Regions from separate parts of the Homo sapiens genome. Here region 1 is linked to region 2. A link is an interaction called in ENCODE POLR2A ChIA-PET data of the cell type or tissue named here. Cell type or tissue: Caco-2. All regions are shown on one strand. Links, peaks and the distances in the headings refer to the core of each region. The heading gives the core; the rest is flanking DNA. Region 1 has its middle 34 kb from the start of LINC01220. Region 2 has its middle 6.1 kb from the start of TMED10.

Region 1 (4,391 bases), core at 242-4,241, 150 kb before region 2:
GGCAAATGCCTTCTGAACTTCTCCCCTTGGGTGTTCTACAGACCCCTGAAATTCACCGTGTCCAAAACTGAACACATTGTCTTTCCCCTAAACTTACTCTTCCTGCCATGCCTGAGCAGGTAAACAGAACCCTCCACTCAGTCGCTCAACCCACAAATACGAGGTCTACCCTTCACCCCTCTTCTCCTGCACTTCAGCTACTGATTTCACTTCCTACATAAGCCTTGAATGTTCCCACCTCCCTCATCCCTACAGCCCCTTCCTTGTTCAGGGCACCATTGCCTCTCTCCTAATGACAGCAAAAGCTTCTTCGCTGTTCTCCAATCTTGCCCCCTCCATCCCAAGTCTCCATATGAAAGTCTGATCTTTCTAAAATGCCAATATAATCCTATCATATCCTAATAAAATTCTTCCATGTCGCCCTAAAGTTCAAATTCTTCAACATTGAACATGGCTTACAAAGCCCCTTTGTGACTGACCTCAACTCACCTCACTCCCTATCATTTCTCTCTCCAACCCTGCCTACTAATCCCCAACGCACACACACACACACACACACACACACACACACACACTCAATAAGCTCTAGCCACTTGGAAGGACTTGCAGTTTCCCAGCATGCCTTACTCTTTCTGTGGCACAGACAGCACTGCCCACCAAATATCACATGGGCTCCCCTACATTCCTAGCCCTGTAGCATTTAGATGGAACTGGGTCACTGGTTCTGGACAATGGGTCATGAGCAGAAGTTGGATGATCACTCCAAGGCTAAATCATTCTCTCTCTCTCTTTTTCTTTTTCTTTTTTTTTTTGACAGAGTCTCGCTCTGTCACCCAGTCTGGAGCTGGAGTGCAGTGGCATGATCTCGGCTCACTGCAACCTCTGCCCCCCGGGTTCAAGCGATTCTCCTCCCTCAGCTTCCTGAGTAGCTGGGATTACAGGCATGTGCCACCATGCCTGGCTAATTTTTGTATTTTTAGTAGAGATGGGGTTTCGCCATGTTGGCCAGGCTGGTCTCAAACTCCTGACCTCAAGTGATCCACCAGCTTTGGTCTCCCAAAGTGCTGGGATTACAGGAGTGAGCCACCGCACCTGGCCTCTCTCGCTCTCTCTCTGTCTCTTCCTCCCCAGCCACATGTTGAGATGACAGAGTCTTGAGACGAAAGCACCCTGGATCACTGAGTCACCCCATGGAGGGCAGTGGCTCTGAATGCACATCAGACTCCCTGCAAGTGAGAATAAACTTTTTTCATGTGAAGCCATTGAGAGTTTTGCATCTTTTTCTTTTACTACAGCATAACTCAGCCTATCTCCTCCAGCACATGATTTCTCCTCTGCCTGGAACAACTCTCCCTCCCACCTCTCTACTATCTACCTCCTCACCTGGACAGTTTCTGCTTATGTCAGCCTTAGCTTAGTTGCTGCTTCCTCCTGAACTCCCAAGTCTAGCTCTGGGTTCTTACTAAGAACTTTCTTAACACCCTAGGAGATCCCTCTGAGCACTTTCCACCCTATATTATAAGGGGCCATTCATGTGCCTCTTATTCCTCACCAGGTCTGAGATGGGAGGGCCCATTCCTCTTTCTGCTTCACAGCTGTACCCCCAGCCCCTGCTACAGGGCCTGTATGTAGGGTATCCAATGGATGTTTGCCCAATGAACAGGTAAACTTTGTATTCACAGGACCTAGCTTCTAGCTCAATAAATATTTAATAAATGAATAAATGAATGACTTAACCTCTAAAAGAAAAAAAGATTTGGATTCTAAAAAGTAGCCCAATACTCATAAACAGCCTTGAATTGTAAAACTATACTCACTATATACAAATTAGTGTGCCCACCCCACAGTTCTGCCCTATACCAAAGGTCAACTATTTTACTTCAATGGGTCAATTAGCCCCTCTTTTAGTGGTAAACTATTCGAATTGAGGAATTGGAGGGTGGAAAGTTCTGCTTTTTGATGACTTATGCTCAGCTGGAGAAACTAAATACAGTACAAAAGCTGAAAATCCACAGCCAGGTTCTTACTCTACAGCTTCCTCACTTTTTTCATGTTTGTTTAACATTTTCTCCCCATTACCTATTGGGACGTCAGTAGAACCTGAACTGGACATTAAAACAGTAGCTAAGTAAATAATGCAAGCCTTTTAAGCTCTGGTGCCGTTCAAGGCCACAGCTGTCCCACAAAGCCACTGACACTGCTGTCGGGTCAGGTGGCTGGGAGGGGATGGGAGAGGCTACACGGCCCCTCTCCTTAGCTGTCAGATGCCTATGGAGGCACTCAGACCATTTGGCTTCTCCATTTGTCATTTTCAGCAAGGCCAAGAGCTTGGATCTCTGGGGACCTGGGGCAGGCTGCTGCAATTTTCCCCAAGAGTTCTAGCTCAATCTGGGTGAAACCTTGAGAAATCAGAGAGGAAAGAGCTATCAGTCCGATGCAATTCAAGGCAGCAAAGATGTATTGAGCATTCACAAACCTGAGTCCCTGGAAGGAATATCAAGGAAGCATGTGTCCCAGATGGTGCCTTTAAGGGTCTGTCTTGTTTCTTATGAAAAAAAGACAGAGTTAAGCACATGAGACAAAAAACAAGAGCATAGCACAAGGCAGTGGATAATCAAGTGCCACTTTAAGCCGTTTCAGCTTTACAAGAGGTTAAAAAGGTGAAAGAGTGATGTGATCAAGAGAAGGCAAAGGGGACCTCATTATAATATTGGACGTTGGATGCCTGCTCTGTGCCAGGCCCTACATACATACATTACTGCTCAGTCTTTTTTTTTTTTTTTTTTAGATGGAGTCTTGCTCTGCCGCCCAGGCTGGAGTGCAGTGCAGCTCACTGCAACCTCTGCCTCCCAGGTTCAGGGGAGATTCTCCTGCCTCAGCCTCCCGAGTAGCTGGGATTACAGGCACTTGCCATCATGCCCAGCTAATTTTGTTTTTGTTTTTGTTTTGTATTTTTAGTAGAGATGGGTTTTCACCATGCTGGCCAAGCTGGTCTCAGATGCCTGATCTCGTGATCTGCCTACCTCAGCCTCCCAAAGTTCTGGGATCACAGATGTGAGCCACTGCACCTGGCCTTTTTTTTCTTTTTTTCTCTTTTTTTTTTTAAAGACAGAATCTCACTCTGTCGCCCAGGCTGGAGTGCAGTGGTGCGATCTCAGCTCACTGCAACCTCCGCCTCCCGGGTTCAAGCAATTCTCCTGCCTCAGCCTCCTGAGTAGCTGGGACTTCAGGCGTGTACCACCATGCCTGGCTAATTTTTGTATTTTTAGTAGAGATGGGGTTTCACCATGTTGGTCAGGCTAATTGCGAACTCCTGACCTCGTGATCCACCCGCCTTGGCCTCCCAAAGTGCTGGGATTACAGGCATGAGCCACCGTGCCTGGCCCACTGCTTAATCTTTACAAACCCCATGAGGTAGGCTCAGAGAGGCTAAATAACGTGCCCTAGGTGGCAGAGCTGGTGGACAGCAGAGCCAGGATTTTAACCCAACTCTTACCTCAAAACCTGTGTTCTAGACCACCTCGTCTATACCCTCTCATAATAAGTCTTATTTTTTAGGACTGAGAGCCTGAGCTGAAACCTTCACATAACTTGTTTTTAGCCTCCACACTGTCCTTAGGAGGAGAAATGATTACTGCCACTTGACACTTGGAAAAAAACGGCACTCAGAGAAGTGAATGCTCCAACAGGGAAGGAGGGGAACTGAGAGATCCCTAACTGTAATACAACTCGATTTTATTTAAATTCGGGTATCCTGTGTATTTTCATTTTCCTGTCACTAATTTTTATTTGAACCAAAAAGGCTTTGGAGGTGGAAATGTGACATTTTAGGAGCTGGGCACATCTAGAGATCACCCATTCCTTAAAGACAAATTAATAAGCAATCTTCCTGTGACTCCACTGACCAAGATCATAATTGCTGTGGGCCCCATGAGGAGCCTTAGAGGAGCCTTTGGAGGCAGGCTTTGTGCTATGTGCTTTTGCAGTTTCTTGATGCTTCCTATTGGCAGCAATATTTATTTGACAGTGCATGTAAAACACTCCTATATGACAAGCACAGTGCTAACCCTTCCCCTCCTCACACAAATCTCATTTGAGAGAGGAGAAAACTGAGGGCCAAGGAGGTCCAGTTACCAGTTTGAGATTGTATAACTAGTCAGTTGTAGAACCAGGTTTCCTGCCTCCAAGACCAGAACATGTTTTTACATCTTCCTCAGTCAAAATTGTATGTGGAGTAGGCAGCAGACCACTCCTTAAAGCAATTTTTTTTCTTTTGAGACATAGTCTTGCTCTGTTGCCCAGGCACTCCAGGCAAGATCTGGGCTCACTGCAACCTCTGCCTCGCTGGGTTCAAGCGATTCTCCTGCCTCAGCCTCCTGAGTAGCTGGGAT
Region 2 (4,391 bases), core at 223-4,222:
CTCCCAAAGTGCTGGGATTATAGGCATGAACTACCACACCCGACTGATAAAAATCTTGTTTTTTCAAGCAAAATGAGTTGGGAGAGGCTAGTGGATCTTTTACTAGCCTCTGAGTGAAAGTAGAGAAAGAGTGCCCAAGAATTTAAAACTTCTTAGTAGAGTGGAAACTAAATCGTAAATACCAAGTTTTATCAAATGTAATGACAAAAATTGGTCTGCAGTTAGGAGCTCTCATTTCTATTTTCAGCTCTAACACTGACTCATTGTATGACTTGAGGCAAGTCACTAAGCAGTTTCAGACCTCAGCTTCTCCATATAAAAAATGGCAATTAAAATGTTGTACCTACTACATAGAGGAACTAGCATTTATGGAGCAACTGCTCTATGTTCATCTCGTGCTAGGAGCTTTATAATATGTTGTATTTCATTTATTCGATAAGTATTTGTTGAGCACCAACTATGGACAGGATATTGTGCCTGATCTCAGGGAAAGATCAGGCAAAAATCAAAGCCCTTGCTCTTCTGAGCTTAAATTCCAGTAGGGTGGGGTGATAATAAACAAGAAAGATATATATATAAGATACTTTCAAACAGTGACAAGAGCCATGTAGATAATAAAACCAGGGCCGGGTGCAGTAGCTCACACCCATAATCCCAGCACCTTGGGAGGCAGAGGCTGGAGGATTGCTGGAGCTCAGGAGTCTGAGACAAGCCTGGGAAACAGAGTGAGACCTCATCTCTACTAAAAAAAAAAAATTAGCCAGGTGTGGTGGCGTGTGCCTGTAGTCCCCAGCACTGGGGAGGCTGAGGTGGGAGAATCGCTTGAGCCAGGGAGATGGAGGCAGCACTGAGCTATGATGGCGCCGCTGCACTCCAGCCTGGGTTACAGAGCAAGACCCTGTCCCTAAAAAAAAAAAAAAAAAAAAAAGAGCCGGGCGCGGTGGCTCACACCTGTAATTCCTGCACTTTGGGAGGCCAAGGCAGGCAGATCACTTGAGGTCAGGAGTTCAAGACCAGCTTGACCAACATGGTGAAACCCCATCTCTACTAAAAATACAAAAATTATCCAGGCACAGTGGCAAGTGCCTGTAGTCCCAGCTACTTGGGAGGCTGTGGCATGAGAATCGTTTGAACCCAGGAGGCGGAGGTTGCAGAGAGCCGAGATCATGCCACTGCACTCTAGCTTGGGCAACAGAGGGAGACCTCCATCTCAAAAAAAAGAAAAAAAAAGAGAGAAAAATAAAGATAATAAAACCAGATAATGTGGTAGAAAGTAACCCAAGGGGGGGGATACTTATGTGGGGTGGTGACATTCAGTTGGGACCCAAATGATGAGAAGCAGTCAGCAGAGTATATGAGACAACAGCTGAGGAGAGCTCCAGGTAGGCAGCAAGGTCCAAGGCTCTGATGCAGGTAGGGGCTTAAACTGTTTGGAAGGCCAGGTAAGACATTAATGGGTAGGATAATCACAGAGAGGCAGGCATGAGCCAGAACACAGTGGCCTCAGCCTTCAGGCTGTGGCTGGGTGTTTGGATTTTAATCTAGTTGATCTGCTTTACTTAAAAAAAAAAAAAAATCAGAGAAAAAAAGAAAAAAAAATCATTCTGGGTATGTTAATGAGTACGATTATTGTCAGGCAATAATAAAAGCAGAGATAACCATTAAGGAGGCTGTTGTCTTGTTTGCTTAACTGACAGAAATAAATTTTTCTGTAAAAGGTCAGATAGCAAATATTTCAGGCTTGCAGGTCACTTGAGCTCTCTATTGCACATTCTTCTCTTCTTTCTCCTCCTCCTTTTTTTTTTTTAACAGCCCTCAAAAAATGTAAAAGCCATTCTTAGCTCTTGCACAATAGAAAAACAGGAGGTTGCATGCCAGATTTGGCCTGCCTAGCTAGGCAGCAGTTTATGGACCCCTAGCTTATAGAGAAGTAGAAACTGACCAGCATACATTTTAGGACCCAATCCAGAACTGACGGGACTTGATGAACTGACTCTGTCTGGGGAGAAGGTTAGTTAAAGAGGAAACAAGAATGGTGTCATTGACTAGGCAGAAGGTGGTGCCATTTACTGAGATGCGGAAGAAGTAGATTTGGGAGCGGGGTGGGGGAAGAGGGGAGAAGGGAAATCAAGAGTTAAGTATGAATTGCCTATTAGTCCTTCAAGTGGAGATGTCAAGTAGGGAGCTCGATATAGACTCTGGAGCTTATGAGAGAGGTCAGGAGATCCATGTTTGGGAATTATCAGTCTACAGACACATTTAAAGTCATGGGATTGGGCTGGGGATGGTGGCTCATGCCTGTAATCCTAGCACTTTAGGAGGCCAAGAAGGGTGGATCACCTGAGGTCAGGAGTTCGAGACCAGCCTGACCAATATGGTGAAACACCATCTCTACTAAAAATACAAAAATTAGCTGGGCTTGGTGTCGTGCTCCTGCAGTCCCAAGTCCCAGTTACTCGGGAGGCTGAGACAGGAGAATTGCTTGAATCTGAGAGGCAAAGGTTGCAACGAGCCGAGATTGCGCCACTGCACTACAGCCTGGAGGACAGAGCACGATTCCATCTCAGAAAAAATAAAAAATCTAAGGCTGGGCGCGGTGGCTCACACCTGTGATCCCTGCACTTTGGGAGGCCGAGGTGGGCAGATCACCTGAGGTCAGGAATTCGAGACCAGCCTGACCAACATGGAGTAACCCTGTCTCCACTAGAAATACACAATTAGCCAGATGTGGTGGTGCATGCCTGTAATCCCAGCTACTCGGGAGGCTAAGACAGGAAAATCACTTGAACCCTGGAGGCGGAGGTTGCAGTGAGCTGAGATTGCACCATTGCACTCCAGCCTGGGCAACAAGAGTGAAACTCTGTCTCAAAAAAATAAAAATAAATAAAAAATATAAAAATAAAGTCATGGAATTGTATGACATCACCTGGAATGCAGCAGAAGTTTCCAGGACCAGGTCCTGGGGGACTCTAACATTTAGAAGACCCATTGAAGAGGCCCTTGGAATCACTCTCTGGGTCAAAGAGTATGGCATGTGGCAAATATTGCCAAATTGCTCTCCAAAGGGGTCTTTTGTATCCTCACAAAACCCATCTTGTCTTAGCTATGTAAACACACACTCCATGTGGTGCTATACACATGAGTAGGCAGGAACAACTAAGTCAGGAATCCTTGATGGCTTCTGCATGGAGCTGGGGAGTCTCAAGCCACACTGCAGGATTAGGCTGGTGCAAGGAGGTGTCAGGAAAGGGTCTAAGCACTCCCAACCACAGAATCACTAAGCAAGCTTGTTACAAATGCAGATTTTTCTTTTTTTCTTTTTTCTTTTTTTTTTTTTTTTTTTGAGACATGGTCCCACTCTGTCACCCAGGCTGGAGTGCAGTGGTGTGATCTTGGCTCACTGCAACCTCTGCCTTCTGGGCTTAAGCAATCTTCCACTTCAGCCTCCAGAGTAGCTGCGACTACAGGCATACACCACTATGTCCAGCTAATTATTGGTATCTTTTGTAGAGATGGGGTTTTGCCATGTCACCCAGGCTGGTCTGGAACTCCTGGACTCAAGCAATCTGCCTGCCTCAGCCTCCCAAAGTGCTGGGATTATAAGCGTGAGCCACTGTGCCCAGCCCGAATGCAAATTTTTAGTAAGAGCTTCTGATTCACCATCTGGGGTGAGGTGTATTTTAAACATGCCCCCTCTTACACAAAGGAAAATTTGAGAAACCTATGGCTTAGGGATAGATTGGCAGAGGGTGTCTTCATGATATTTCTTCACCTCCAGAGGCTCCAGTGGCTCAGGAATCTTAGGTGGATTTGGCTGGGGAAGTTTCAGGATGACAGGACGGCAGAAGACTGCTGGCCAGAGAGAAGCATTTACTGTAGTTATGGGACACTTTCCATTTGCTCTCCAAGTCAAATGAGGCCTTTCTACCATGCAGATGTAAAACGGTATCTTTTTTTTTTTTTTTTTTGAGTTGGAGTCTCGCTCTGTCGCCCAGGCTGGAGTGCAGTGGCGCAATCTCAGCTCACTGTAACCTCTGCCTCCTGCGTTCAAGCGAATCTCGTGCCACAGCCTCCCAAGTGGCTGGGATGCAGGCGTGAGCCACCACACCCAGCCAATTTTTGTATTTCTAGCTGAGATGGGATTTCACCATGTTGGCCAGGCTGGTCTCGAACTCCTGACCTCAAGTGATCTGCCTGCCTCAGCCACCCAAAATGTTGGGATTATAGGCGTGAGCCACCGCGTCTGGCCCAATGGTAACTTCTTTTTTTTTTTTTTCTTGAGATGAGTCTCGCTCTTTCGCCAGGCTGGAGTGCCATGGCGCAATCTCAGCTCACTGCAACCTCCACCTCCCAGGTTCAAGCAATTCCCCTGCCTCAGCCTCCCAAGTAGC

What was found. ChIA-PET counts read pairs that join two places held together with the same protein. Peaks named below come from ENCODE experiments on the same cell type or tissue, not always from the same donor. Only the 100,000 strongest peaks of a DNase experiment are listed, where the experiment ranks them.
Region 1: POLR2A ChIA-PET joins it to region 2 with 6 read pairs; 2 of 35 experiments call an interaction of 5 or more read pairs at or near these places.

What each region holds. Positions count from the first base shown.
Region 1 is chr14:75,326,547-75,330,937 of GRCh38, reverse strand. No RefSeq gene overlaps it. Among named protein-coding and RNA genes, the nearest start is that of LINC01220, 34 kb to the right of the region's middle. RefSeq lists an enhancer at 1,782-1,951. In Caco-2, for the core only: no CTCF peak of the experiment used is centred there; no DNase peak of the experiment used is centred there.
Region 2 is chr14:75,180,504-75,184,894 of GRCh38, reverse strand. No RefSeq gene overlaps it. Among named protein-coding and RNA genes, the nearest start is that of TMED10, 6.1 kb to the right of the region's middle. In Caco-2, for the core only: no CTCF peak of the experiment used is centred there; DNase peaks (open chromatin) are centred at 1,464 and 1,854.